Regions from separate parts of the Homo sapiens genome. Here region 2 is linked to region 1. Evidence: chromatin loops called from intact Hi-C (ENCODE). Cell type or tissue: Caco-2. All regions are shown on one strand. Links, peaks and the distances in the headings refer to the core of each region. The heading gives the core; the rest is flanking DNA. Region 1 overlaps ADD2 (adducin 2). Region 2 overlaps FIGLA (folliculogenesis specific bHLH transcription factor).

Region 1 (15,507 bases), core at 8,741-11,240:
CCCAGGTTCAAACGATTCTCCTGCCTCAGCCTCCTGAGTAGCTGGTATTACAGGCGCGTGCCACCACACCCAGCTAATTTTTGTATTTTTAGTAGAGACGGGGTTTCACTGTGTTGGCCAGGATGGTCTTGATCTCTCGACCTTGTGATCCGCCCGCCTCGACCTCCCAAAATGCTGGGATTACAGGTGTGAGCCACCGCACCCAGCTCTGATCTGGCTTTCTATTTTCCCTGTTTCTAAATCACAGAAAATGTGATTACATGGTGTCGTTAAAACAATGTAATAGCTGGTTTAATGACGAGTAACTTCTTCATTAATAATAACTGATGAAATATACCCATGTTTCCACTCAGAGGTTTATTCTTGCTTTGATTCAGTGCCCATCTTCAGAGTTTATGGTAAGCTTGGCATTCCCAGAACCTGTGTGGCATTCCCAGAACCCTTCATTCTGTGGCCTTGAGACTTGCCATGATTTTTGAGCAAAAGTTTATCTGAATGAGCAGACTTTATTGGGCACAGACGTCGATTCTGTGGACTCCTGCCCCAGGTAAGGGTCAAAGAATGTTTAATTCCCTGCCTGGGGAAGTCTCCTGTGCAGTTTTAGTGCCAGTGAGAATTTGGAGAACACTGGAGCAAGGAAGGGGAGGGCAGATGGGCCCTGGCCCTGAGAGAACTGCACTGTCCCTGCAGATGTCTCCATGATGACGCCTATCAATGACCTCCACACAGCTGACTCCCTGAACCTGGCCAAAGGGGAGCGGCTCATGCGGTGCAAGATCAGCAGTGTCTACCGACTCCTGGACCTCTATGGCTGGGCCCAGCTGAGTGACACCTATGTCACGGTGAGCAGAACGCCCTGGAATTGGGTGGGGCACTGCATGTGGTCCCACAAAACCCAAAGGGAGAACTCCTGACCCTTGGCATGGCCATGGCACTGCTGGTGACCTTTGGCTAAAATGCACTGAACCCTTCCAAGTTTTTTAACCACTGTGGTCATTGATAAGGCATCCTGCCCAGTGGGCACTTTTTTGGATGGGAAGGAACTCCTGGATCCTATCCTAGAGCTACCCTTGATCATAGTGAGTTTCCTTTTGTAGCTCCCTTTCTCCTGCTCCAAATAAAAGCTGAGTTCTTTTTATCTCTTATGGCTGGGGGGGAGAGATAAGGGTTCATTAGAGATGGACTTGGGTGCAGTAGATTCAGGGGAAGAGGGGATTCAAGCACAGTGTCCTTGGAAATGTCCTTTCTCCCTCCTTGCCCCTGAGAACTTGTGTCTTTCCTCCAGTTGAGAGTCAGCAAGGAGCAGGACCACTTCCTGATCAGCCCTAAGGGAGTTTCTTGCAGTGAAGTCACAGCGTCCAGCCTGGTGAGTACAGTCCAGCATCACTGCCCACTCCTTATTGAAATGACAGCACTCTCTCTGTTCCCACAGTGCTAGGTCATCTCCAAATTGGTCACTGTTGCGCTGTGGAGCTCACAATCTGATAGGGCAGAGAAGACACATGGAACAAACTAAGTGTCCAGAGCATGATGCGACCAAGAGACCAATTGCCAGGAGGAGGTGGCAAGTGCAGTGGGAGGGAGGAGGGAGTGGAGATGGGCCTGGCATCCTCTCAGCAGACTCATGGGATGGCTACACCTGGGATTAGACCACAATGGTTGGGAATGGGGGGCCTTTCTGGTTAGGGGGATACATTAGAATAAGACCCAAAGCAGCACGAGATTTGTCCAGCACTGGCACCATTAGAGATGCTTCTGGGTCCCTTTTCAGTGTTGCTCCTTTTAGATGAGGTAGAGGCTTGCAAAAGTTGCTTTAGTTCAGGAAATATTTCCAGATGGGGGGAGGAAAGCAGTAGAAAGGACTGTCTTAGAAGCAGAAAAGGCCCAATCCTTCTCAGATACATGGGCTGTGGCTGCTATGCCATGTACCTCGGAGAGGAGGACACTACCTTGGGGGCTTCTGCCAGGCTTGAGACATGCTCAGGTGTAGAGCGCGGCTACTCACTCAAAAGTCCAGGCTCAGCAAGTCATAGAATATCTAGGCAGGGCAGGACTTCTACCATGGCCAAGGCCACTTGAGAGGTAAGAAAGGAAACTGGTGCCCAGGGAGGGTAAGCAGCTTGCACAAGGCTACCCAAGGAGATGATGGCCAAGTCAGAGTTGGGACCACAGAGAAAAGGATGACACAGGCTCTGTCCGTAAGGTGTTCATGGTCTGGTTGGAGGAGAGAGGCGAGGTAATCAGCTATGAAAGCTCAGGGTTACCGAGTGTTCCAGTAGAGGTGAAGGAAGCTTGGGGAGCCTGGAAAGGGGCACCCTACCCCGCCAGGAGCTGTAGGAGAAAGAGGGAATGAGGGAGGAGGCGTCTAGCTGAAACCATGGTGCAGGAGTGGAGTCAGTGGGATATGAACCAGCGGGGTAAGCAGACTTAGATCATGGTGGCAAGGAGAGGTTTGGCAGAGGTGACTGTGTCCTTAGCAGGAGTGCAGCATGCATCAAACCCAGATGCATACCAGAGCCCTGTGCATGCATTTGGGAAGACAGGCCAAGTCTGGCTCAAGTATTCAGTATCTGGAGGTGACCTTGGGAAGGGGATCGGGTCCAGGTGATAAATGGCATGGAAGATCCTGTTATGGTGCTTTGGCTTTATTCTGCTGGACACTCAGAGCCACTGAAATGCGAGCAGGGGAGTAATGCAAGCAGATTTCTGTTGTAGAAAGATCACTCTGAAAGCTGTGTAGAGGCCAACCGACACCTAGGTGGGGTTATTACAGCAAGCTGGGAAGGAAATTCCGGGCCTCTATGCTTAGTAGGCCTGCTGATCAGTTGGATTGGGAATATGGGATTGAGTTTGAGAAGCTGGTGGGACTTTCAAGAGATGTCAGTTGGCATTTGGTTATTCTAGGTTCAGAAGAGATGCAGGCTAGAGATACAGGTTTGAGTCATGGGCATGAGATGTTTATGAATTGTGTGTAGACATAGGGCTGCTGTGTGTGGTTGTGCAGTTTGTGCACTGCACAAGGGAGCCTGGCTAATGAGGAAGAGAAGAGAGGGTGAAATCCAACCTGTGCTCCACTCACTAAGTGTCCTAGCATTGGGCTTCTGTTTTGAATTTGCACAAAGGCAATACCCACACACCAAGCCCTATGTCCCTGGGCTGTCCTCAAGAGGGGGTACCTGCTTTCTCATTTGTACAAAGGCACCGTATGGGAGGGTGGCTGCTGTATTAGGCTGTGGAGGTTCTTGAATGACAACAGATCACACATCCAACAATGAGATATAAAATATGTAAGATCAGAGAGAGATCATCTGAGAGAGGGAATTCTAAACAGGCCACATGTCTGAGGAAGTGGGGGAGCTGGGCTGAGGGAAACCAGAGGGCAGCACTCCACACTTGGGTTTAAAGTACCTGAGGCGGGAGAGTTGCTGCAGCTTTTAGGGGTCACGCTGCTTTGAAGTCTGTGAAATTCACTTAAAATAGGATATTGTAAGTGGAGATTTGTTGAACATCTTCCTGATGCTTCTGTGTAAGCAAACGCCAGCAGCACATCCCTCCGCCCACATTAGAGTCTGTCTCCCTGCTTTGATACCCATCTTGTCTGCCTGGACTTTCTGGGGTGGGGGTGATGGGCAAGTTGAGGAACTGCCCTGTGTGCCACATTCAGGATGTCACGGGTGTCTCAGTTTTAAGGGCTAAAGTTGTCATGAGTTTTAGAGACTATCATCTGGCTTGTTAATGTCCAGGGAACAACTGCAGTCAGTGAAGTTAGGTTAACTTCCAGCTGCCGGGAGATTGCACTCCGGGAAATCGGGGAGGTGTTCAGTGAGAGCGTACTGGGAGGGGCTGGCTTCAGGATTTGGATTTGTGCTGAGTGATTTGAGAGAGAGTTCTGTTTACCTTGGATTGTGGGCTTTCAGGACACAGGACATTCTGTGATTGAATATTTTACTACTTTTTATCCAGGAGGCAGGGGAGTAGGGGCACGGAGTGAGGCTAGAGCTGTCACTGGTAAAGCAGCCGCAGCCTCTTTGAGCCTCGTTGAGAAAGGGCTCAGTGTAGACATTACTCCCCCTGGAAGGCCTCTCAGATGCTCCTTTTCTGATGGGATGAAAGACTCCCCCTGTCTCTGTCTAGAGAATTCTGTGCATGACTCTTTTCTAGCACTTTGCTACCCCATGTGTGGTCTGTGGATCACTTGAGAACTTGTTAGAAATGCAGGCTCTCAGGGCCCCCTCAGCCTCTGAATCAGAACCTGCATTTGACTGGGCTTCAGGTGATTCACGTGAACAAAGTCTGAGAAACTCTGCTCTCGCATTTCTCCTGCTGAATTATAATCGTCTGTGTCCCGTTAGACTGTGCACTCACTGAGGGCAGGAACTGGTTTGTTTTCTTCCAACACCAAGTCCGTCATTGCTCATGGTGTCTGGAATGTGTGAAGACAGGTGGGCGGCACATGCTGGGCCCACCAGCTGGGAGAGGAGTGCGGGGCCTCGGCCACCCTGTTGCCATAAGTCTCTCTTCTTCCCTGGCGCAGATCAAGGTGAACATTCTGGGAGAGGTGGTGGAGAAGGGCAGCAGCTGCTTCCCAGTGGACACCACAGGCTTCTGTCTGCACTCGGCCATCTATGCAGCGAGGCCCGACGTGCGCTGCATCATCCACCTGCACACACCGGCCACAGCAGCGGTGAGTGGACTCCTTCTCAGCCACCCAAGGAAAGACGTAAGGCTGCCGAGGTTGTAGCAATCTCGTCACTTAAAACAGTCTGGAAAGATCTAGAACTCAGGCCAAGGTGAAGCGAGAGAACTCCCAACGTGGAAACGCCCAGCCTCTCCATCTTTCTGACTACTGAAGTCATAGCATAACGTGAAGACATGGAATGTCTGTTCCATCGCATCCCCCACATACTGCATACACAAGCAGTACCTGCTAAGTTTCTACTCAGGTCAGTCCTGTTGGACCAAGGCGTGGGGCCTGCCCCCACGAAGCCAGGCTCTGGCAAGGAGATATCTTGACAGAGGACAACCAGTTAGTGGGAACCTGGACTGTGCCCGTTTTCCCATAGCTCAGGGTAGGCTGAGAGTAGGGGACGGAGCAAGCAAAACTGGGAAAGAATACAAAGAAGAGACTCAATGAGCAGGTTGTCCCCCTCTGATCATTTCTCCATGTGTACCTAAGACACTGCGATGTCACTTGGAAAGACGGCAGGCAGACAACCAGTTCTGGGTACTCCCCCCGAACCCTACCCTATCCTGCTGACCCCCAGGCCACACATGTACAGGGACAGAGTAGGCTGACTTGTCATCAGCCCGTTTTCTCAGCAAAACACACTGGTTGTGAGCATTCAGACTTTCCAGAATTTGGACTAAGATGTGAAGATGTATTTGTGCTGAGCATGCATCTTTGCAGAGCTCAGGGCTGAGTCAGGGCAGAATGAATGAAGGAGGGCAAGGGTTCTTCTAAACCTCTCCATGCTCCTTGCTAAAAAAAAAAATAAATAAATTATTGCACACTCTGTCCACCATGAGCAGCTTACTTTTAATAAGTGGTGGGGGAATGTGTTTCAACCCTGGTCCCCAGCACTTGTATTGTCCTAGTTCCAGGGGCAAGAGATTGCTTTTGAAGTGGGACCTTTATACTGGGCAGCAAATAATTTCATTCATTTTAAAATGGGACTTTTCAATGGGCCTCTCTGTTTGTTAAAAATTGTGACCTAGTCTGCACTGAAACCAAAGCTGAGGGTCTCCAGCCTACCCCAAGAGATCTGGACTCTGCTTACCCTAGCCTCGTACAAACTCCACCACAGCCTGCCTCTTCCCAGAGTTGTATGACAAGAGCAAAGCTGTGTGTGAGGTGGGGGGAGTGGGAGGGGCAGCAATAGGTCTCTGGAGTGCATTCTTTCTAGCAGTTCTAAAAGGTGATATGTTGACATGGCTGCTGTGAAAACAGTGATGGAAAGACACTAGAGCAAGCAGCGTGACACAACGCCCAAGCCAGGTGGTAGAGGAGCCCAGGCCTTTCTTGTGCCTGCTCCCCAACCTCACCCCTCACTCCTCACCCCTCACCCCTCACTGGCCCCCAGAGTAGAGCTGGACTGTGCTGCTCTGAGGAAAGGGCAGGGAGGGCTGCAGGTGCTAACCATGCCATTGTCTCTCTAAGGTGTCGGCCATGAAGTGGGGCCTCCTGCCTGTCTCCCACAATGCCCTGCTGGTGGGGGACATGGCCTATTATGACTTCAATGGGGAAATGGAGCAGGAAGCCGATCGGATCAACCTGCAGAAGTGCCTTGGACCCACCTGCAAGGTTAGCTTAGCTCTTCTGGGACAATAATCTAGAGTGGCATTGTCAAAAGCCAACATCACAAAAGTGACATATGTTCATTGGACAATAAGGGAGGGAGAGAGGGGGGAAAAAAAAGAAAGATCTCTATCCCACTACCCTGAGATTTTGCTGTGTACCCCAAATATATTGAAATTTATATTTGCAAAACTAGGATCATAAAATAAGTTGTTTTCCCTCAGCAATATATAGTAATTACCTTTGTATGTTATTAAATATTTTCTCTATCACCATTTTTAATTATTAAATTTAATTAAATTATAGCACAACTATTCACAGACTTCATTATGGGAATAGTTGTGCTATAATTTACCTGAATACTCTTCTGTGGTTGAACATTAAAAGGTATTTTTCAGCTGGGTGCAGGGCTCATGCCCGTAATCCCAACACTTTGGGAGGCCAAGGTGGGTGGAGCACTTGAGCCCAGGAGTTCAAGACCAGCCTGGGCAACATGGCCAAACCCTGTCTCTACAAAAAATACAAAAATTAGTGAAGCTTGGTGGTATGCACCTGTGGTCCCAGCTACTCAGGAGGCTGAGGTGGGAGGATCGATTGACTCCAGAAGGTGAAGGCTGCAGTGAGCTGTGATCACATTGCTATACTCCAGCCTGGGCAACAGAGTTAGACCCTGTCTCAAAAAAAAAAAATTTTTTTTTTCTTCCTGAGTTTTTTCTTAATAAAAACAACACATTGATGAAAATCCTGTCAGCTAAATCTTTGTGTGAACTTGAGATGAGTTTCTTAGGATAAGTTCCTAGGGCTGCACGGGCTAGAACTCTCACTTCATGCCGCCAAATTGCCCCACACGGTTTGTTCACTCTTCCACCCCATGTCTAGGATATGAGAGTGCCACTTCCCTGCAGTCTCCCCAAACTTGAGTGTTGTCGCCTTTATTTTTCCACTAGCTTGCAAGAGAAAAATGGAATCTTGTTGTTGCTTGACTGAACTCTTGAGCCCTGTTTTATAACAGCACATATTTGGGGATGGTTAGCTCAGTATGGCACAGCCACGGAGGCTAGTCTTGGTTGATGGATGCTTTGCCGCTGTCCTGGCAAGGAATGCACTGCCTGAATCATTTCCCATGAGTCCCTGTCTTCTCATCTCTAACACAGTGAGGTATCCCACCTCTCTCTCCTGACATCCTCCAGAACATTATTTAGAGTGTGGGGAGAGGGATGAAATATTCACATCTACGAAGTGCTACAAGAATTTGAGAGATGGGGTATTCATTGTTTGTAGTACTTTTTGTGGGCCACAGCCATCGTCTCTTTCTGTTTCTCTGGCACTTGAGAGGAAAAAATACCAGCTGTTTTCAACAGGAGAGGATGTGATGTTTAGAGCCATCAGGCTTCAGCCCAGGCTCTGCCTGGAGACAGATCTGACACATGGATCTGTGTCCCAGCTCCCAGGCTGGTGTCATCTGGTTCCAGAGAGTTCTTGAGAGTAAAACCAACGAAGAAAAGTTTCAGAGGGAAGATGCAGTTGAACTTTGGGGAGTTGTGCTCTTGGTACAAATTCAGTTTGGGTTCCCCCACTTTTACTCAGCTTTCCCTGACTGAGTCTAAAACATTGCACTAATAGTGAGAACCCCTGGCTTCTAGTTCAGATGCTTCCCCTAATTAGCTGAGAGACTTTCCGTTTTTGGTTTTTTTTTGAGACGGAGTCTTGCTCTGTCACCGACTGGGGTACAATGGTGCGATCTCAGCTCACTGCAGCCCCCAGGTTCAAGTGATCCTCCCACCTCACCCTCCCGAGTAGCTGGGACTACAGGCAGGCCCCATCACACCCAGCTAATTTTTTAATTTTTGTATTTTTAGTAGAGACGGGGTTTCACCATGTTGGCCAGGCTGGTCTCGAACTCCTGACCTCAAGTGATCTGCCCACCTTAGCCTCCCAAAGTGCTGGGATTACAGGCGTGACCCACCACGGCTGAGACTTTTAGTCTTTTCAGGCTTTTATTTTCTTTTCTATAAAACCGATGAGTTAGATGAGAAGGTCACTGTGGCCTCTTTCTAGAGCTGTGAGATCTCAGAGCTGACAGGGCCTTGTTGAGTTTATGGTGCAGAAACCTAAGACCCAAAGAGGTGACGTGACTCACCTGTTTCTGTAGGGCCACCTCTCAGAGAGCCGCCCCCTGGGTTTTGACTCCCACGTCAACTAAGTCACAGGAGCAAGAGATTGCTATTGAGGTGGGAACTCTGTATTGGATAGCAAACAACTTCATTCACTTTAATATACACAGCAGTTTTTCAAGCTTCTAAGCTTTCCAAGGCCTAAAAACCCAGGCATTGCCTAAAGAAATTGACCAAGCTATTTAGTCTCAGTTTTAAAATGCCTTTTCAATTTCAATTTTTAAAATGCATAAAAACCCAGGCGTTGCCTAAAGAAATTGATCAAGCTATTTAGTCCCAGTTTTAAAATGTCTTTTCAATTTCTTAGGGTAGATGCTTTGAGTTAAAATCCCATGTGGGGTAGCTTTGGGGTATTTGATTAGAGAACATAAGGAGTTGGGAGAAGGGGCCCTGGGATTGGTTGTGGAAGTTGATCTAAATAAAATGGAAAACCTCTCCCTCTTAACTAAAGTTTAGAGGACTTAAGGTTTTAATTGACTATTTATTTCTCTACAGATCCTGGTGCTAAGAAACCATGGAGTGGTTGCTCTGGGTGACACGGTAGAGGAGGCATTTTACAAGATCTTCCACCTGCAGGCTGCATGTGAGATACAGGTGAGCAAATTCTCCTGGAAAGTGGGCCCAGGAGTGGGCTCTGACAGGGGCCTGTGGGCAAACGTGGTGACCCTGTTGGCTGTGATTCAGGGAGTCTTTTGATCCCAGCCATCTAAAAGCCTTGCCCTATTTCTCTGCCTTGGCACCATCTTATCCTTCTAAAGTTTCACACTTAGGATTAGTTCTGTGGCTTTGAAAAATGCATCAACATTGTCTAACAAGCAATAAATACCCACTTCTTAGGGGTCAGTGCCCAGTCTGGGGAGCTGCCTGGGCTCATCAACTGGACAGTGGGAGAAATTGTAATAAGGCAAAGAAATTTTTTACCATGCTCATATGTTACGTGGGGTATACCTGTTGCACCTATGCCCAACAGACACACAGGTAGGTGTTTGTTTGTTTGTTTGTTTGTTTGTTTGTTTGTTTGTTTTGAGGGGAGGGGGTTGGTTTGCAAAGGCCAGGGACATGGTCACGTCCAGAAAAAGAAGCGGAAAGCAGACCAATCAGAGTGTTGACGTGGCAGCCTTAACAGCCAGAGCAACCCCAAGTGATATCCAGGAAGCCATCATGAAATCCCTAACCGGGAAGGGATGGAGAAGACAGTAGTGTCAGTGATCAGGGAACCCCCTAGAGGAGTTGGAGAAGCAGTAGGAAAACAGACAAACCTGTAGTTGTATAGACAACAAGGTGGTGTTGGATAAGCCAAGCACACACTTTTCAATGTGGCAAGTTGGTCAGGGGCAGGTAGGGGGCCTTGCACAACCCTGAAAAGACCTTATTAACCAGACCAGGCTGACCAGGCTCCATCCTCCCCACTCTGGGCTGTGTGCCCTTGGGTAGAGGACTTGCCCTGCTTGAGCCTCTGTCTCCTCAACTGTAGACGTGGGGCCCAGCGGGTCACTGTGAGGACACAAAGAGGGGTGTTGCTGATGCTATTTTTAGGACTCAACTGACATATGGAGGCCCGTTGCTCCTGGATGAGTCAGCTCTTTGCCCAGCCCCTTGGTGTCCCGTCCGCCCTCTCCTGGCTGGCCTAGGCAGAGCAGCACCCAGAGGAAGAGGTCTTTCTCTTGGAGGCACTCTGGGGAGATTGAGATCTGCCTGGAAGTGTCGCTGGTGGAGGCTCTGCAGTGGGACCTTTTCAATCGTTTTAAAAGGATATGTGGTGAGGATAGCTGTGAAGATAATGATGAAGTATTAGAGGCAGTGGTCAGAACAGGGGCAGGTGGACACAGACCCAGCTGGTGCCTTTCTGATGTGATGTAGCGCCTCCGGCTGCTGCCCAACCAAAGATTCTGGCCCTAAGCTCTGACCACTGACTGGTGGAAGAATCTGGTGGAGCCTCTGGGATACCGGGAAGCTACTCTCCCTTTCCCACATCTGAACTCTTAAGAGCTCCCTATCTTCCTTCTGGAGAAGATTCTTCAATAAGAAAATATCTCCTGTAAAAACATCATCTCTGCAAAGACAGCTCAGCCCTAAAAATGAAGGGAGAGGGATGCCCATGTGTCGCACCACCCCACATGGTGAAGTATGCCTCTCCCAGGATCCAGAACCCCAGAAACAGTTTCTGGGCAGTTTCAAGGGCAGAGCTGTGGGCTTCTGTACCTGACAGCCCCCTTCCCTCAGCTGCTATCACTTTCGTTTCAGGATTGGTTTGCTGAGACCTTGTTACAGGACCTCAGGCAATGCAGACAGATAACCCCGGGCAAGCTCCAGTGACCTTTTTTTCCCCCAGCTGGTAGAGCAGAGAGGCTTCTAGAGACGGGAATAGAGCTGGAAGATGTGGAAGAAAAAAGCAGGAAAGCCTAGAGGAGGTGTGGGTGGATCAGGGCATGAAAGAGCCTAGGTAACAGTGACTGCAGGTGCCGCTGGGAGCGCAGCCCTAGCCAGGTCATTTTTGGGTGAAGCGGCCAGCACTGAAGCTCTGTTTCCATTGTGGGCCAAGTTTTCTTCCTTGGTGACCTTGGCAAACAAGCGAACGTGGCTGTGGTCATGTTAGTAGTTCAAGGCTGAGAGCCTATTTATTTCTCCTGGGGATGGTGTTCTCTCTGATCCCCATCAATTTGGGGTTCCAGGAAACTGGGTCATCCCCTGCTGAGAGAGGCAGCTCCCTGCTCTGCCGACAGGCAGATGGGAAGAAGCTCAAGCAGTTCTTCTCCATCTGCTACCCATCACCATGGAAACTGGGGGAGGAAGAGGGAGGTGGGAGGAGGCAGCTCTTGCAAGGTTGTGGGCAGTCTCTCCCTCTCTTCTTCTCCATTAAGTATGGGTCCCCAGGGAATAGCGCTTCTCAAAATTCATTCATTAGAACATTATACTTCACCCCATATGTACCAGGTGATACACTAAGTGCTTTAGATCTATTACCTTAAAGACTTCTCACAAGGTAGGTTCTGCTATTTTCATTTTAGAGGAAACTGAGGTACACAGATGGTAAATAGCTACTAAAAGTCACACAGTTGGTAAGTGGCAGAGCCAGGATTCAAACCTGGGCAGCCTGGTGCCCAGGTCTGTGCCCTTAAACACTACCTGGAGAAGCGCTGCCTCACCAGGACTGTGAGGGGCAGTGGGAGAAGTCTGTTTATCTTCTGCTAGACACATGGCTTGGACGAGAAGGGCGTAGATAATATTCTTGCTTCCTTCTCTTCATAGGGTGACGGGGGTCACCTGGGAGGGCTGCCTGGCTGACCTCAGAGAAGTATCACAGGGGCATTTGTTAAATGATGAATTTAACATACTCTAAGGTCTGTCCCTGATCCTCTTGGGTTCATAGACCTGCATTTGTCAGCAGGTTAAATTGGATTTTTTCATTTCCAGTAAAAAATAACTGTCACAAAAATACTGAAAGTTTGCATAATTAAAGCAGTTTCCCATAACAAGCAGGCTAACATGGGATATCATATCTTATTGGAATGCTAATATAATAATGTGCAGTGCAGAACACCTGGCTCACCACCTGGACTATTCATAAGCCATTGTCTCTTTATGTAGCTAGATTTGTCATCCAGGAAGCCAAACCCTAACCAATTATATCTGAGTGGTAGATACATGAGGGTAAATAGAATGTACCATTAGATAAGCACAGAATTTAAAAAAAAGGGGATTTGTTAGATTAATGAGTGTTTTTTAGGATCATTCCAAAATTGCCTGCTATATACACACACCTCTTGTCCTAATACTCAGAGTCCATTGCCTACAACCACCTGCATTGCCCTCCCCATGGAGCCTTGACAATGAGACAGACACTCTAAGTCCATGTGTGGGAACTCTCACCCCTGCACAGTGCTTGGCTGTACACTACAAGCATTTTATCTGTCTCCTTTCTCTGGGCTTCCTTGACTGACTAACCCCATTGTGGAGAATGTATTTTTCCTTTGGACCTGTGAATTCATCCCATGAGGTTACAAATAAATTTCATTGGCTTGGGAGCCAGCCTATTTCTTTCAAGTGACTTTTAAAAAAATATAGGAGAGGTCAGCAATGGTGGTTCATGCCTGTAATCCCAGCACATTGGGAGGCCAAGGCAGGTAGATTGCTTGAGCCCAGGGGTTCGAGACCAGCCTGGCCAACATGGCAGGACTCCCATCTCTACAAAAAATACAAAAATTTGCTGAATGTGGTAGTGCACATCTGTAGTCCCAGCTACTCAGGAGGCTGAGGTGGGAGGATAGCTGAAGCCTGGGAGGTTAAGGCTGCAGTGATCCGAGATTGTGCCACTGCCCTCCAGCCTGGGCAACAGAGACACTGTCTCAAAATAAAAATAAAAAAAAATAGGAGATATTTCAAACATACAGAAAAGTGCAGAGACTAACATAATAGACACCCATACCTACCAATCAGATCAAACATATTCATAACCTCTGGCTTCAAATCTTGAAGAACAAAATATTACAAACAAGAACTGAAGTCCGCTTTGAAGTCCTTTCCTGTCTCATCTTCCCTCCCTCCCCAGATACAATCACAATTCTAGGTTAGTCTGTATCCCAGGTAACTTTCAGTCCTCTGTTTTGATTCTTAAGGTTTAATGCTTGCTGTTTCCTTCTTTATAATCTCTAAGAACTGGCATCAGAAAATAAACTAATAGCTCTTTTCTTGGAAATGGGGGCATGCCCATCAAGTATGGGTGGCTCTTTCTCAGTTTGGCCTCTAAGTTCTCCTCTGGACTCCCCATTCTCTCATCACATACAGGAGCATAGATAAGTGCAGGGTACCCATGTGCACATGGGCTGAGGGCTCTCTGCTCTTTGCTACAGGTGTCGGCTCTGTCCAGTGCCGGGGGAGTGGAGAACCTCATCCTCCTGGAGCAGGAGAAGCACCGGCCCCATGAGGTGGGCTCCGTGCAGTGGGCCGGGAGCACCTTTGGGCCTATGCAGAAGAGTCGGCTGGGGGAGCATGAGTTTGAGGCCCTCATGAGGATGCTGGACAACCTGGTGAGTCTCCTGCCATTGCCCTTCCAGGCCAGTCCATTGAGGCTTAGCCCCCTGGAACCAGGAAGTACAAGGCATCAGGTGGGCACAAGAATTGCCAGCATCACAACTAGGTTGTTGAAGCCTCATTGATGGGAAATTTGATTTAGAATGTGTGGTTATTCTAACAGTAGTTGAATTTTTGTAAACTGTGGACTTTGCCACCCACAACTAAGTGCTGTGGATGTTCTCATATCTGCAGTGTCCTCTATGAAAAGTCGTAGTCCAGGCCGGGCGCAGTGGCTCACACCTTTAATCCCAGCACTCTGGGAGGCCGAGGCAGGCAGATCACAAGGTCAGGAGATTGAGACCATCCTGGCTAATGCAGTGAAACACTGTCTCTACTAAAAAAAAATACAAAAAATTAGCTGGGCATGGTGGCACATACCTGTAGTCCCAGCTACTCAGGAGGCTGAGGCTGAGGCAGGAGAATTGAACTGGGAGGCGGAGGTTGCAGTGAGCCGACATTGTGCCACTGCACTCTAGTCTGGGTGACAGAGTGAGACTCTGTCTCAAAAAAAAAAAAAAAAAAGGTCATACTCCAGTAAAAACTGGGACACAGAGCCTATCTTATACTGGGGCTTTGCTCATACCTCTTATATAGTTAGTTCTGTCTTTCTGTCCATTTCATGACTTTAATACAGAAAACACATAATACTACTAATTTCCTTAATCCTAGGCAGCACCTTTGTAACAATATCCTATTGTAATGAATAAATGAACCAATCAGTCATGTAAGGAATTAAACTAGTATGTGTCTAGGAGTGGGCTGGCTCTTCAAAGGATACAAAAAAAATTTTAAGACATTCTTTCTTCTTCTGAGGGCTAACAATTTAGCTGATAATATGAGATATAAACAGGTGACAATTCAAGAACAAGAGGAAAGCATATGCAATGAGGAGCTAATTGCATAAGAGGCTGTAACTTCTTAGATTGCTCAGAGAAGTGAAAGATGAAATCTATCTTTATAACATTCCATCTGATTCATTTTTCCCATCCTCACTGCTACCATCTTGGGCCTTCTTTATCATGTCAAGGTTATGGCAATAATTAATACATTTCTCCCTGTCTTCAGTTCCTCCAAATCATCTCTACTTTGTTACCAGGCTGACCATGAGGGCCGCTTTATAATAATGAAAGGTACAATCCACAGTGAAAATGCAACTCCCATTAACATTTGTATGCTGAGTAATCTATGCCTAAAGAAAGCACCGCGACTAGATGGTTTCATACAAGAATTCTTTCCAACCTTTAAGACACAGATAATTCTGTTATTTAAACTCTTTCTGAGAGGAGTGAAAAAAGAATACTAAGCCATAATAATTGTAATATATTTAGACCAATTTTTCTTTGAACGTTGATGAAAAATGCTACATGAAAACTAGCAAATAGTATCAAGCCTAATAGTAAAATAATAATATACAATAACTGGTGGCTCATTCCTAGAATTCAGGGATGGCTTAATAATATCAATCTATAAATCTTTTAAATGTATTTCATGATATTGAAGCATCAAAGGATAAAAACTTTTGATCTGTCCAGTATGGTGGCTCATACCTGTAATCTCAGCACCTTGGGAGTCTGAGTCAGAGGTGGATCGCTTGAGCCCAGGAGTTCAAGACCAGCCTGGGCAACATAGCAAGACCCTATCTCTACAAAAAATACAAAACATGGCCAGGCATGGTGGCATGTACCTATTAAACTTTTAAACAAAACAATTATTCTTGGTCATAGCACTATTATTTAATATTATTCTAGAATAATATTGGAATTCAATCCAAGGCAATGAAGCATAAGAGGTATAAATATTATAAAGGAAAGGAAACTATTATTTACAGATAATATGGTTACATGCCTATAAAGTCCAAAAAAAAAACAACTGAAAAAATATTAAAAATAATGAGAATACTTTTGTAACTACCTGACGGGTTCTTCCTGCCCATTGCACAAGCAAATTCAGTTCACAGAGACCATG
Region 2 (15,002 bases), core at 308-2,807, 98 kb before region 1:
TAGGAAGAGAGAAAAGGCCTTAGAAATGAGCCCTAAGCAACTCTGTTGGTAGGAGGAAGGAATCATCATTAGAATGTGGCAAGAAGGTAGAGGAACAAGATGGGGTCATAAAGTTGAGGAGGAGAGAACCTTAGGAAACTAAAGGTGAGGAGTGTGAGAGGTTACAGAGAGGCTGAAGAAGGCCAGGACTGGGGGAAGCACCATGTCTAGCACTTGAAAGGTGAAAGAGAATTGGGCTGGGCATCAACTTGGAGGAGATTGAGGGTGCATGATTGGTAAATATCTGGAATCCAAGCAGATTCAGAGGAAAGTGGCAAACTTCAAGTCCATTTAACCTAGAAGTCTGCCAGGCGCGGTGGCTCACGCCTATAATCCCAGCACTTTGGGAGGCTGAGGCAGGCAGATCATGAGGTCAGGAGATCGAGACCATCCTGGCTAACATGGTGAAACCCCATCTCTACTAAAAATACAAAAAAATTAGCCGGGCGTGGTGGCAGGCGCCGGTAGTCCCAGCTACTCAGGAGGCTGAGGCAGGAGGATGGCGTGAACCTGGGAGGCGGAGCTTGCAGTGAGCTGAGATGGCGCCACTGCACTCCAGCCTGGCAACAGAGCGAGACTCTGTCCCCCCCCAAAAAAAAGAAAACCTAGAAGTCCGAGAGTGGAAAGAAGAACCACCCCCCACCCCACTCCCTGCACCCCCTGCCAAAAAAAAAAAAAAAGGCAGAAAAGTTGTTAGATCAAGTGAAGGTCTTTCCTATGTAGAAATTTGATCATGTTTAGGAACAGAAGGAGAGATACTAGAGAGAAAAGAAACAATTATCCTAGAAATTTGGGGCAGAAATCTCCAGGTGTATGATAGTACCTTTGAATATTTTTTTCTTCTCCATTAGTCCTAGCCAGGTGACTGCTAGGAAGCTACATTCTGCGATGGCAGGAGTGAATTGTCCTGTTGGTCAAACTGGATGGTTGGGTTTTGGTATGGTCACAGTGTTTGGACATGTGTAGGTGGCTACCTTAGTTTTCTCTTGCATGTCAATTGTGTAACAGAAGTGCTTTGTTCATTGTAAAACATACCATCTGTTCCATGCCATAATATTTTTAATGCAGTTACCTATTGCATAACATTTTAAGATGATAGGAGAACAAAATACGGTCAATTGAACAATGCTTTTCTCTCCATAATGACTTAAGCATTGCCCTTATCATTTAAATGAAACCTCATCAGTTAAAACTTTGAAATATATTAGTTTAAGTCATCAAAATCTTTCTGTCATATTATACTGTTTGACAACTAAATATGGTTTCCAGAAACAAGACCCAGATGAGCAGAGCTATAGTAACAACAGTTCTGAATCACATACATCCTCGGCAAGACAGCTGTCAAGAAACATCACCCAACATATCAGCTGTGCTTTCGGCTTGAAGAATGAAGAGGAAGGGCCTTGGGCAGATGGTGGCAGTGGTGAGCCAGCACACGCTTGTCGCCACAGTGTGATGTCTACGACTGAAATTATCTCCCCAACCAGAAGTCTGGTAAAATATTCCTTCTTAAATACCCATACAGATATCAGAACCTTAAAATGTATACTTTGAGATATGAGTCATTTTTCCATGCTAAAACATGATTAAAACAAGATAATTTAATGAAAGCCTTTGGGTGGGGCAGTGGGGTTTACTAGTTTGGGAGATTATTTTGTTTCTAAATTAACTGGTAAGCGGCTCCAGGGAAGGGGAAACTCCTCCAGAACCACCCAATACAGACCTAAGCTTATCTTTTAAATGAAACTATTTAACCCCAGAACCACCCAATACAGACCTAAGTTTATCTTTTAAATGATCCTATTTAACCCCAGAACCACCCAATACAGACCTAAGTTTATCTTTTAAATGATCCTATTTAACCCATCAAAAGGTTTTCTGGACTCTATGGTCTCCAGAAAAAGAAGTAAGTAGCTTGCCATACATAAAGATGCATGTTTGGTGATACTTTTTTTTTTTTTTTGTGGTGGGGGGTGGTGCTGGTTGTAAGACAACATTTTAAATGAAATAACAAAGGAGTTTATTGTCTGTTATTACTTTGTCAACTAAAGAGACAGCTGGAAGTGGCAGCATGCTTCTCCAAGTCCAGAAGTGGACTTTTTGCCCTTGCTGTGAACTGGTATTCATAAATGAGGCCCCTGCTCTATCCTACTCTGCAACACAATTACTATTGAAATAAGAAAGGTGTATAGGAATGTGAAGTAAGCATGCTGTAACAAACATGTTGCATGGTATGATATAAGGGACAGTGGGGGCTGTGGAGTCACAGATGGTGGTTGGAGGGAGGCAGTTGAGGCGAGCAGTTGAGAGTAGGCTCTGGGAACAGACTACTGAGGTTTAAACCCTGGTTTTACCACTTGCTAGCTGTATAATCTTGCATGAGCTACTAAATGCCTCTAATCCTCAGTTTCTCCATCTGAGCAATGGGTATAATAATTGTACCTACCTTGTATATAAGATAACTAACTCCAAATGATATCATGTCAGCAAAGTATCTGGCATAATACCTGTCACGTCACTTGGATAGATACCAACTTCTCTTGACTCATGAGCAATCAACATTGATTAGTGAGCAATAATGAGCCACAGGTATTCTAGCTCTGTAGCCAGTGTTTTGAGTTTTCTCACTTGGCTCTCACCAATGTTGTGCTCTGATTTGAGGTCCTACAGGCTTCCTGCTGGCTGGTGGGGGCAGGGCAGGGGTGGGGAGAGAGGTGGTGGGCGGCCTTGGCTTCCATTTCTGATTAGATTAATTGTGTTCTAGGATTCATTTGTGCATATGCTCAGTGTAGATTTTCATATTCTGACCACTTGAGATATAAGATTTCGCTGGCCAGTCAACCCATAGGAGACAGAATTCCTGTTGCTACTACATGAGCTGACATGGAATGACTAAAAGCAACAACAACAAAAGAGTGGGGCCAGGCGCAGTGGCTCACAATTGTCATCCCAGCACTTTGGGAGGCCGAGGTGGGCGGATCACCTGAGGTCAGGAGTTCGAGACCAGCCTGGCCAACATGGTGAAACGCCATTGCTACTAAAAATCAGGCGTGGTGGCGGGCACCTGTAGTCCCAGTTACTCACTCAAGAGGCTGAGGCAGGAGAATCGCTTGAACCTGGGAGGGGAGGTTGCAGTGAGCTGAGATTATGCCACTGCATTCCAGCCTGGGTGACAGAGTGAGACACCATCTCAAAAAAAAAAAAAAAATGACCTGAGCTAGACCTTGAGCCTGACTATCTAAGAAGAGTAATGCTTCTGCAAATGCTAGTATCAAGGTGAAAATCTTACTTGCACTTAATCCTCATTGATCCTTGTCAGGTAGGTGTCATCATGTCACTGTCATGGTGAGCCACCTGGCTACACCTTCCTGCCAGTCCTGTTGGACCTGGGCTGGGACAGGAGCCTCTGCAGTAGCAGAGCAGGCCTGTGCTTGGCAGTACTAGTAGCAAGTACATTTGATGGGAGGTCCTTGTTTTCCAAGGATAATTGAACCTGGGCATAGGCCACGTATAGTACACTAATTTAGAGTGGGGACTAACGTTTCCTAGTAAAAGCCAGAGATGTTCTGACTGGAATTTCCTTCAAAAAAGGGAGTAAAACACTTAATATTTAGTCTTTTTAGCCAACCAAGTTTGTTGTTAATTGGAAGAGTGCTAATTTGTAGAATGAACCAAGGAAGACTCGACGTTTGAGATTTTTATAGACAGTGCATGTCACTTCTGTCAAGTATGACTTCTGAGGCCTGATTGTAAAGAGTGCCATTTTTTTGCAGAAGCATTCTAGTATTTCATCAGTTTTGTCAAGGATTTTTCATCCTTTCACATTCAAATCATTTTTTTTTTTTTTTTTTTGAGACAGAGTCTCGCTCTGTTGCCAGGCTGGAGTGCAGTGGCACCATCTCGACTCACTGCAACCTCCGCCTCCCGGGTTCAAGTAACTCTCCTGCCTCAGCCTCCCGAGTAGCTGGCTCACACCACCACACCCAGCTAATTTTTGTATTTTTAGTAGAGATGGGGTTTCACCATGTTGGCCAGGCTGGACTCAAATTCCTGACTTCGTGATCTGCCCACCTCAGCCTCCCAGAATGCTGGGATTACAGGCATGAGCCACCATGCCCAGCCATTAATTTTTAAAATTAAAAAAATTAGTCTGAAACAATAGTCAACTTATAGAAAGGTTGCAGGTGCAGTACAAAGAACTTTTTTCCTGGCACATTTGAGGGTCAACCTGATGTCCCATCACCCCTAAGGCTTCAGTGTACATTTCTTACAAACAGGACATTCCCCTGCATAGCCACAATGCAACCACTAAGTCTGGGGATTAATGTTGCGGCGTTACCGCCATACAATCCTCAGGTCCCATTCAAGTTTCACCAGTAGTCTCAATAATGTCTCTTCTAGCAAAAAGACCCAGCTGAGAATCATGAATTACATTTAGTTGCCATGGCTCCTTCAGTCTGGAAGGAGAGTTTCTTGGTGCTTCTGTGACTTATAACCATGACACGTTTGGAGATTACAGGCCAGTTGTTTTATAGAGCGTGTCTTGATCAGCATTTGTCTGTTTCCTTTCGATTAGATTCAGATATGCATCGTCGGCAGGAATAACAAAAGTGATGCTGTTTTCTACTCATTGCATCCTATTACATGGGGCAGATTTTGATTTATTCTATTTCTAAGGATATTCACTTTGATCACTTGCTTAAGGTGGTGACTGCCAAGCCTTTCACTTTAATCTTTTTCTTTTGTAATTAATATGTATTTTGTGAGGAGGTGCTTTGAAACTATGTAAAGATCTCATTACTCATCAAACATTCTATATTTATTTATCAAATCTGTAATTTGGAAGTAATTATAGATTCACAGGAAGTTGCAAAAATAGTACAGAAAAGTGCTGTGCATCCGTAGCCCAGTTTTCCGCAATGGTTGCATCTTCCATAACTATAGTATAATATCAAAACTGGGAAACTGACATTGGTACCACGTATGCATAGTTGTATGTTGTTTTATCACACGTGTAGATTCATGGAATCACCATTGCAATCCAGATGCAGAACTGTTCCATCACCACAAAGATCTTCACGCTGCCCCTTTATGGTCACACCTACACTCTGCTCCCAACCCTCCATTCTTCCAAACTCCTGGACATCACTAATCTGTTCTCCACCTCTATAATTTATCTTGAGAATGCTATAAAAATGGGACCATACATTATGTGACTTTTACAGATGGTCTTTTTCCACTCAGATGATGCCCTTGAGATCATCCACATTGTATAAATGGTCTGTTCCTCTGCTTTTTGCTGAGTAGTCATCTGTGGTGTGGATGTACCACAGTTTAACTGTTCACGTAAATATTTTAGAACATTTTGGTTGTTTTTATACAGACATTTTTATATTAGTATGAGCTCATGGTTTTCTGTTTAATTCAGTGGATTATTATATACTATCATTTTTTATTATTTTATTGCTCCAATTGTCCCCACTGTGGCCAGCGAAAGCTCCTTAAGCTGGCAGCCTTTCTGTTTGATATGTCATCACGATTATTTGATCATTTCCTTTTTGGCAGAAGGTGTTCCAAGCTCATCTTGTACTTTTCTATCCCAGCCCTGGAATCAGCCACTTATCTGAGGATGCCCCTGTGTATAACCCATCTCCCATCTCTGTTGCCATCCCCTCACCACATGGCTGTTCTCCTCACCCACTTGAACTTTAACACTCATGGCAAGCTGTACCTCCGCAAAAACCTCCTTCTTGGCTCTGACGTTCCACGCCGGTCCCCTCATATGTGGATTCCTCCTCTCCCTGCTCTCGCTAAATCACCTGCACACACAAGTGCCTGGCCTACTCAGCTCAGGTTTCTCTACTCCATGCTGAACTGCCCCTTTCCATGGACTTCTTACCCAGCTTGGGCTCTGAGTCCCCAGGCCAGGCCTCCACTCCTTTCATGGGGCTGCCGTTCTCATCCTGATTGGGCTGTACCATGTTTGCACTGGACCACACCCCCCATGTGAATATGCCCCTCATCTGCTGGATCTCTGATATCCTGCGCTGGGCTGCCTCTGTATGTGGGTGCCATCTCACCCTGCTTGGGCTCTGATACCACTTCACTTGGGTCACTGTGGCTTCTCACTACCTAACTGTGACCCAACTGATGACATTAGTACTGAATTGTTTAGGAGGGAGAAGAACTCGCATTTTCTTTGAAGTACCTACTGTGCAGCCGTCTTTCTGGCTAGTTTTCTCTTTGTTAACATTTATCTCTGAGATCTTTAATTATATGTGAGTTGAGCGATTATTCAATATCACCTTTATTAACTGTATAAAAAGCTTGCATTTTACAATCAGGAACCAGGGTGGGCTCAAGATAAAAAGGGTCCAAGGAAGTGATGCTCAGGCTGACCTTTATTTGACAAAAGGATCCTCGTAAAGATTCAGCCCAGCTTTCCTGAAGCGGTGACTCCATAAGGTTTCAGGATCCTGTCCAGACTAGAGACCTAGTGACAGATAATGTGACTCATTGGACAGAAATGCTCATATCCAGAGGAGCTTAAGATTTGGGAGGCAGGCCCTCTCCAGCTTCAGTTTGCAGGAGTGGCACCCTTTTCCCTACCCTTGATGAGGACCCAGGGAATGAAATCCTGGTAGTGGCAGGGATGGGCGTTTTGGGGGATTTGGAGATGGGGTCAGAGCAGGCTGTGCAAGATCAACAACATTCCTGGGAGGCAAAGTCCCAAATGAAGTGCATGAGAATCTGCTGATGACAGGGATGGAGATTAACGTCTGGGGCCAGAGCCCCAGAAGTTCACTCGGGGAATGAATTGGCAAGTATTCGTGCAGACAGAGAGGGCCGTGAGCCATGAGAAGCCACAGCATGTGGTGTTGGTAGGGAGAAAAATTAATTTCAAGGTCCAGGAGAGGCCTGTTTAAAATTAGAGCTTCAAAGTGTAGGTTTTTGCCATATTGGGGTTGGCATTGCTAGATGGCAGGCTGTTCGCTGTCTTGCCATTGTATATTCCTTCTATTTGCCACTCGTGGTTATGGTTCTGGCATTTCATATTATGCATGGCTCTAAATTTTGTTCAGAGTTGCCAGTGACACTGTAGAGACCATGTCTCTAGACAAAGACCACCCTCAATTTTGGAGTGAGATGCCAAGAGTGCTGGGGCTTGAGGGCCTTTGGAAAGGGACATATGGAGAGACATAGTATCTGTTACAGGGGCCTTGGTATGCTGCCAGTATATATTTCCAAACTCTGGCATGTCATGGGAATGTTCCTTGAAAGAGTTTCTGAGAGAAAGAATCCTGTGTGGATGGTAGACTCCTACCACCCCTGTTCCAAGTTGCGGTAATCTGTGAAATTACTCACTGGGGACATTTCTTCCTATAGCATTTTAAGCTCTGAAATGAGACGGTTTGGCTAGTTGGGATGAATTCATTAGCACCTTGGGAAAGACCTGAAGCCTCTTTCTTCTGTCTTCCACCTCACATTCCCCCAGGTAGTGGCTCTATACGATGGTAAAACTTCTACCACAGTAAGTGATGGGTCTCGCTTTGCTTGAGAAGCACAGTCATCTGCCCTGGGGTTCACCAATAGCCCATGGGGCATATTCTGATGAGATTAGTCAGCCCAGCATTTTCCAAAGTTGTTTCCCATTTAATGGGGTGGGTGCCTTCTGGTTTGTCCCAGTCCTCCCCACTCCTTCCTGCACCAGAGTAGCATATTTCACCTGGTAAGGTGTTGGGATTTTCTGCCCTGGTCTAAAGGCACAGTGGCTCAGAGGAAAAGCTGCTCCGGCGACTGCATTTATAGCCCTGGGATTTTACTGTGCTCTCTATACTTTGGGGATTTAGGGGCTGGTGCTGTGATGGTGCCTATGCTTGTGGTTCTCTGGGATTTTGGAAAGAGCCTTGCTTTTCAGATTATCATAGGAACAGGGACTGAACTCTAAAGCTGAGTGAGCAAGGATTTCTGTTTACCCCATCTCCCTCACCAAGCCTGGCTCAGTGGGTGGAGGAATGTACATTGGATAATACGTCAAATTCTGCAGCCACACTGCCAACAATTGGAGTGTGCCTGCCTTCTTAAAGATATTAAGCAGCAAACTGGGTTTCTATTCTCCAGACTACCCTCTTCTTGGACCTTAAACTCTTTGGCTTAGATGAGACCAACAGCCAATTTTTAATGAGCTGTGACAATAAAGACAACATTTATAAACTTTGGCAAGTTTTTCTATTCTCATACTTAAATATTACGTTTCTGAAATTTTCCAGCTAATTCTTAAAAACAAACTAAAATAAATGTTCTAAAATGCAGTAGACTATAGGCAGAATATTGTCATCCTTTAATCCTTCAGGTAAATTTATATGAATTTGTCTCAAGTATAAAAAATTCTAAATATGAAAAAAATTAAAATTTATTTTAAAAATAAAGCTTCCAAAGCTAGGTCTGAACTATAAAAAGAAAGAAATGTTGATCACTTGTATAGTGGAAAGACTCGATCAAGATTAGAAAAAAAAAGCTACTCATACATATTTTGTGTCAGAGACTGCTCCTGGCAGTGTATACATATTAACCTATTTAATTTTCACAACCACCCTGTGCTATACAAACAATTATATCCATTTTACATGTGAGGAAACTAAGGAACAGAAGTAACTTGCCCAATACCTGCAAGTCAGTGAAGTGTTGGGGTTGGGGGGGATGTGGGTGATAGTGTTAAGTCCTTTTTAACCACTTTCGTTCTAACAAAACTCAACTTTGAAATGTAAAGGAGGGTGGACTAGAAAATAGATAAATGTTTAAGGCTAAGTTAAAGCATTTGATTGCGGTGCTTTACCATCCACAGTGATGTACATAATAGGTTTCAGTATCCAAAATGCCTGACCATGACTTGAGCGGCTTTATTTTTCAGTCATGGGTTTATTTTTTCTTCAAGTTGAGAGTTTCAGAAAATTGAGCAGAGACAAAATGATCTTGCCACGTTAGTAAAACCACTGATGGAAATACACTAAAATCCTTCCCATTTCTTTTCCTTTGCAACTAAAATAAAAAATTATCATCAGGTACATAACATTGTGTGCCTGTTCTTGATTTTTCTATCACTGGCATGTTTATGTGACCCATTAGGTGGGACAATTTTTTTACTGTTGGCCACTATGTTCTCAGTTTTTTGTTCTCTTAAACGTGACAAATAACCGATGTGTTTAGCCCTTTCTGTATTTTGTATTGTTTTTGCAGGATAGATTCCCAGAAGTAGAACTGCTGAGTCACAGGTAGGTCATTCTATAACCTGATGCATAGTGCCAATTTATAACACCACTGGCTGTATAATAAGAGTGCTAATTCCATCACATTCTTAGCAATGAGCTCTATTAAAAGAAGGAATCTTAATGGGTAAAAAAGTAGTATCTTTAAATTTAAACATCTTTGATTACTAATAAAATTAATTTTTTGCATATTTCTTTATTTCTTTTGTAAACGGTTCTTATTTTTAACTATTTATAATGGAATGTTTTCTCTGTTTCAGACTTCCACAAGTATGAAAAATGAAAAGGCCCAGGGTTACCTTCTAGAGACAAATAAATGCAGTCTTGAAAGTTTTGGAGTCTCTCTTTTTTTTTTTTTTTTGAGATAGAGTTTCACTCTTATCACCCAGGCTGGAGTGGCACGGTGTGATCTCGGCTCACTGCAACCTCCGCCTCCTGGGTTCAAGTGATTCTCCTGCCTCAGCCTCCTGAGTAGCTGGGATTACAGGCATGCGCCACCACGCCCAGCTAATTTTTGTATTTTTAGTAGAGACAGGGCTTCTCCACGTTGGTCAGGCTGGTCTCGAACTCCCGACCTCAGGTGATTCAACCACCTCAGCCTCCCAAAGTGCTGGGATTACAGGAATGAGCCACTGTGCCCCGTGGGAGTCTCTTTTTTAAAAAAGAAGTTTTGTAGTAATTCCGAGTTTAACAATTACCCTTTTAAATAGCCTTGCCTCTCTCAAGTTTACTCCACTCTGCCTTCTCCTTAACTTCATGCTTTGAAGAAATAGGCTTCAGGGGCTTCATCCTTTGCTTCCAACTCACTGTCATCCTCTGGGGACCTACATCTTTTTTTCATTGCTTTGAGAAATAAGTGACTGTTACCCTTCCAATAGAAATTAACCTTAATAGAAATGAAGACTTAAGCTAAAAGAGTTGTAAACATTGGCCAAGGGGAGTGAGAGTTTTCAAGGGTTTCTAGATACCCAGCTAAGGCCAAATGGCACCTTTTGTGCAAGGTAGACAGCCAAACACCTTGAGCACAAAGACTTCGTCTTTATAACCATTGCTCACAAAGACATAGTACTTATTATATGCTGGATTCTGTTCTCTATGCTTTCCATGTGTTAACTTGTTCTTACAACAAGCGTAAGATAATGGCATAAGTATCCCCATTTCACAGATGGGAAAACCAAGGTACAGAAAGTATAATTAGCTTAGCCTGCCTTAACAAATACCATAGACTGGGTGGCTTAACAACGGAGATTTATTTCTTATAGTTCTAGAGGCTGGAAAGTCCAAGATTATGGTCTGGCATTGTTCAGTTTCTGATGAGGGCTTTCTTCCTGGCTTGCAGATGACTGCCTTGTCACTGTGTCCTCATATGGCAGAGAGATAGCTAGCTTTGGTTTCCCTTCTTCTTATAAGGGCACCAATCCTATTGGATTAGGGCTCCATCCTGATGACTTCATGTAATCTTAATATCTCCTAGAGACCCTGTCTCCAAATACAGCCTTATTGGGGGTTAGGCTCTCAATATATGAATTTTGGGTGAACATATGCTGTTCATAGCATTCTGTCCCTAGCCCTTCCCCCAAATTCATTTTATCACATGCAAAATATATGCATTCCACCCCAGCAGCCCCCAGAATCTAAACTCATTCTCACTTTAAAGTACAAAGTCTCATTTAAATATCTTCTAAATCAGGTATGGGTGAGACTTGAGCTATGATTCCTATCTTTCTCCAGCTGTGAACCTCTGAAACCAGACAAGTTATGTGCGTCCCAAGCACAATGGTGAGACAGGTGTAGGATTGACATTCCTATTCCAAAAAGGAAAAATAGGAAACAAAGTGTTAATGGGTCCCAAGCAAGTCCAAAACCTATTGAGGCAAATTCCATTATATCTTAAGCCTCAAGAATAAATCCTCTTTGCTTTGATGCAGTGTCATCCTTGTGGCTTGGCAGGGTGACCTTCCCTCGGAAACTGAGGAGGAACTCAGCTCTTCTCCTGCCTGTGCCCCCTCCTCCAAAACATACACACACACACTGAGTGGCCACCCTGATCTCTGAGTTGCCTTTGGGGTCATTTCTTTCCTTTGCTTAAATAGTGCATGTTTGTAGCCAAATAGTGATATGGTCTAGTCCTATAGAATCTGAGAAGGCTGACAGCTTACCTTCATTCTTTCCCATTTTCTCTGTCCCCTTTCTTTCCAGCTATCAGGGTCTTTCTGGTATAATCCCGTCGGTATTCCTGGCTTCAGCTGAGATGGCTAATTAAGTATATGAGTCACACTCATGATCTGTTATCAAATGGTTGCTCAGCCACACCCTTAGTGATCTCTTCAGAGTAAGCTTTCTTAATTTTTGCAATATGGATAGGTTAAGAAATTTTCCAAGTCCCCAAGTTCTGGTTCCTTTTTTTTTTTTTTTCTTTTTAAGACAGAGTCTCTATCACCCAGGTTGGAGTGCAGTGGCACAGTCTTGGCTCTCTGCAACCTCCACCTCCTGGGTTCAAGCGATTCTAATGCCTCGGCCTCTTGAGTAGCTGGAATTACAGGTATGCACCACCATGCCCAGCTAATTTTTGTGTTTTTAGTACAGATAGGGTCTCATCATGTCCGCCAGGCTGGTCTTGAACTTCTGGCCTCAAGTGATCCACCCACCTCAACCTCTCAAAGTGCTAGGATTGCAGACGTGATCCACCACACCCAGCCTCTGATTCCTTTTTGCTTTTGATTTCTTCAGTTTATCTCATGTTTCCCGAATTTTACTATAAGCAGTAAGGAGGACCCAAACTGCACCTTTAATACTTTGTTTAGAAATCGCTTCTGCTAAATATTTAATTTTATCACTTGCAAGTTCTACCTTCCCAAAAGCACTAGAATGCTATTCAGCCAGATTGTTTGCCACTTTATAGCAGGATCACTTTTTTTTTTTTTTTTTTTTGGAGATGGAGCTTCACTCTGTCACCCAGGCTGGAGTGCAATGGCACAATCTCAGTGCACTGTAACCTCCGCCTCCCAGGTTCAGGCAATTCTCATGCTTCAGCCTTATTTCTACCAACATTCTGTTTCTGATTATTCTCTGAGAAGATGAATGCTTCTCTCCAGCTCTCCTCTTTTCTTTCTGAATGCTTACCAGAAATATCTTTAACATCCATATTTCTACCAACAGTCCCTTTATGGCAATCTAGGCTTTTTCTAGCATAAATCTTAAAACTCTTCCATTTTCTATCAATTACCCAGTTCCAAAGCCACTTCTAGATTGTTAGGTATTTCTTACAGCAACATCCCACTCTTGGTACCAAAATCTGTATTGGTGGTCTCAAGAGAAAAAGAACCAACAGAAGATTATGTATTTATTGCAAGAAATTGGCTAATGCCTTTATGGAAGCTGAGAAGTACCAAGATCTGCAGTGAGCAAGTTGGAGATTCAGGAGAGCCAATAGGATGGTTGCAGCTTGAGTTCATAGGTCTGAAAACCAGGAGAGCCAATGGTTTAAGTTGGAGTCCAGAAGCCACCCACACTAGGAGGACAATCTGCCTTACTTGGTCTGCTGAGTCAAATGTTAATCTCATCCAGAAATACCCTCATAGATAACTGGGATGTTTGATCATAGCCTTTTTCCTTCCCCCACCTTAAAGAGTAGCTTTGTTTGCTTGTCTACTGGGCTTTGGGTCCCTTGTCTTCATCAGGGGGAATGGTGTAAATGAAGAGAAGGAAGGAGAACAGAAGTTGAGACTAGCTGTATTAGTTTGTTCTCATGCTGCTAATAAAGACATACCCAAGACTGGGTAATTTATAAAGGAAAAGAGGTTTAATGGACTCACAGTTCCACATGGCCTGGGAGGCCTCACAGTCCTGGTGGAAGATGGAGGAAGAGCAAAGGGACGTTTTACATGGTGGCAGGAAAGAAAGAATGAGAACCGAGCAAAAGGGGAAACCCCTTACAAAACCATCAGATCTCATGGGACTTATTCACTACCATGAGAACAGTATTGGAGAAACCACTCCCATGATTCAGTTATCTCCCACTGGGTCTCTCCCACAAGTGGGAATTATGGGAGCTACAATTCAGGATGAGATTTGGGTGGGGACACAGCCAAACCATATCACCATCTTTATTAGAGAGGAAAGAGAGCTACCTACAGAAGAAAAGCTCTGGAAGGTAGGAGAAGGGTTAGGAATTCCTGGGATAACTTCCACTGGTGTGGGACTACATTGAACAAAGAGGACGAGAGAGAATTTCCCCTGCTCCCTCTCCTTTCCGTCTATTCAATGACTTGCAGAACTTTTCAAGGCATTGGCAGTGGGATTATTTCTTTTGAATGTGGCATTGTAATGGAACTGGGTCTCGGGGTAAGGATGAGGAAGCCCTTACTGATGTGAGTTGTACACACCCTAAGCGGAATTCCTCAGAATCAGAATGAGAGCCATCTGCTGGGTCTAGCTGCCTGAGGGGCATTGGGTAGTAAGAGAGTCATGGTACCAGGAACAAATCCCTGGGTCTATCTGAGGCATCAGCTCCAAGTTTCAAGACAGACTCTGAAAGCTTTAGCACCTTCTAGGAATAAGAACTGCAGAATAATAAATCCTGCTGGGCAAGCAGTGATCATAAAAGAAAATTCTTGTGGGCTGGTAGGAGGAACTAGTGCACTTAACATCGGGTACAGGAAGGCCTCCCCCAGAGGGACTTACATGTTATCAGGGCTCAACATGAAGAGCTCTATCCACAGCTCTCCAGGTCTGGACCTAACATGAGGGTGGGAACTGGAGTCTGGGGCTCTCTTGTCTCTGGAACCACTCTGGTTATTTCCTGGTGTGGCTGGGGTTACACTGTCTGGCTGTCTCAATAGGTAATAAGACCATAAGTGCTTTCACTTGGCGTCCCATTTTGTCTACATGACAACCTTGGCCAGGTGGAGGATGTAGTAGTTTTCTGGGGCTCCCATAACAAAGCATCCCAGATGGTAATGGTAAACCACAGAAATGTGTGGTCTTACCATTCTAGAGGCTCAAAGTCTGAGATCAAAGTGTGGGCAGGTATGATTTCTTCTTGGAGTGTATGTAGATGGCCACCTTCTTGCTGTGTCCTCATATGGTCATCCCTTTATGCCAGTTTGTGTCCAAATTTCTTATAAGGACCTCAGTCATACTGGATTAAGGCCCACATATATGACATCATTTTACCTTAATTACTTTTTTAAAGGATTTAGCTCCAAATACAGTCACATTGTGGAGCACTGGGGGCTAGGACTTCAACACATAAATTTGAGGGGGATGAGATTCAGCCCATAACAGAGAGCAAGTGCTGTCACCCTCACTTTATAGCTGGGTAAGGGAGAATAAGGGGTCAGGGTCTTTCCTAAGTCCACACATTCCCTGGGACTGAGATTGGAGCCCTAGGCCCTGGACTCCCAATTCACTTCTGTTTCCAGAGCAGCATCAGCCATAGAGGTGAACTTTCATTTATTGGGTATCTTCAGAACATCTAGACTTACAACTTATCAGTGGTCTTCCTTTGAAAGCACTGTCTTCCTTCCCTTGCCCCATCTTAAAGTGGGTTCCCCTAAATGTAGATTACGATTTGAGTGTAAGTTGGGAAGCAAGCCCGGGAGGCACCTGTAAGGGAGTGGGAAAGTGATATAGGGAAGAAAAGCCCATAAAAGATGCGTGAGTGAGCAGGTAGGTTACTGCTGTGGGCAGCTGGGG

What was found. Hi-C counts contacts between places; a loop is a spot of excess contacts. Peaks named below come from ENCODE experiments on the same cell type or tissue, not always from the same donor. Only the 100,000 strongest peaks of a DNase experiment are listed, where the experiment ranks them.
Region 2: a loop joins it to region 1, with 20 times the contacts of the local background. A loop is called at or near these places in 7 of 110 quality-filtered maps.

Annotation. Positions count from the first base shown.
Region 1 is chr2:70,681,580-70,697,086 of GRCh38, reverse strand. It overlaps ADD2 (adducin 2), which reads left to right. Exons shown (of 16, transcript NM_001617.4): 5 at 691-842; 6 at 1,286-1,366; 7 at 4,535-4,684; 8 at 6,158-6,301; 9 at 8,965-9,063; 10 at 13,320-13,496. Among named protein-coding and RNA genes, the nearest start is that of ADD2, 79 kb to the left of the region's middle. In Caco-2, for the core only: no CTCF peak of the experiment used is centred there; a DNase peak (open chromatin) is centred at 10,075.
Region 2 is chr2:70,771,946-70,786,947 of GRCh38, reverse strand. FIGLA (folliculogenesis specific bHLH transcription factor) reads left to right here. Exons shown (of 5, transcript NM_001004311.3): 3 at 1,309-1,533; 4 at 9,277-9,311; 5 at 9,566-9,638. The coding sequence ends at 9,581. Among named protein-coding and RNA genes, the nearest start is that of FIGLA, 11 kb to the left of the region's middle. In Caco-2, for the core only: a CTCF peak has its summit at 1,441 (motif pointing right); no DNase peak of the experiment used is centred there.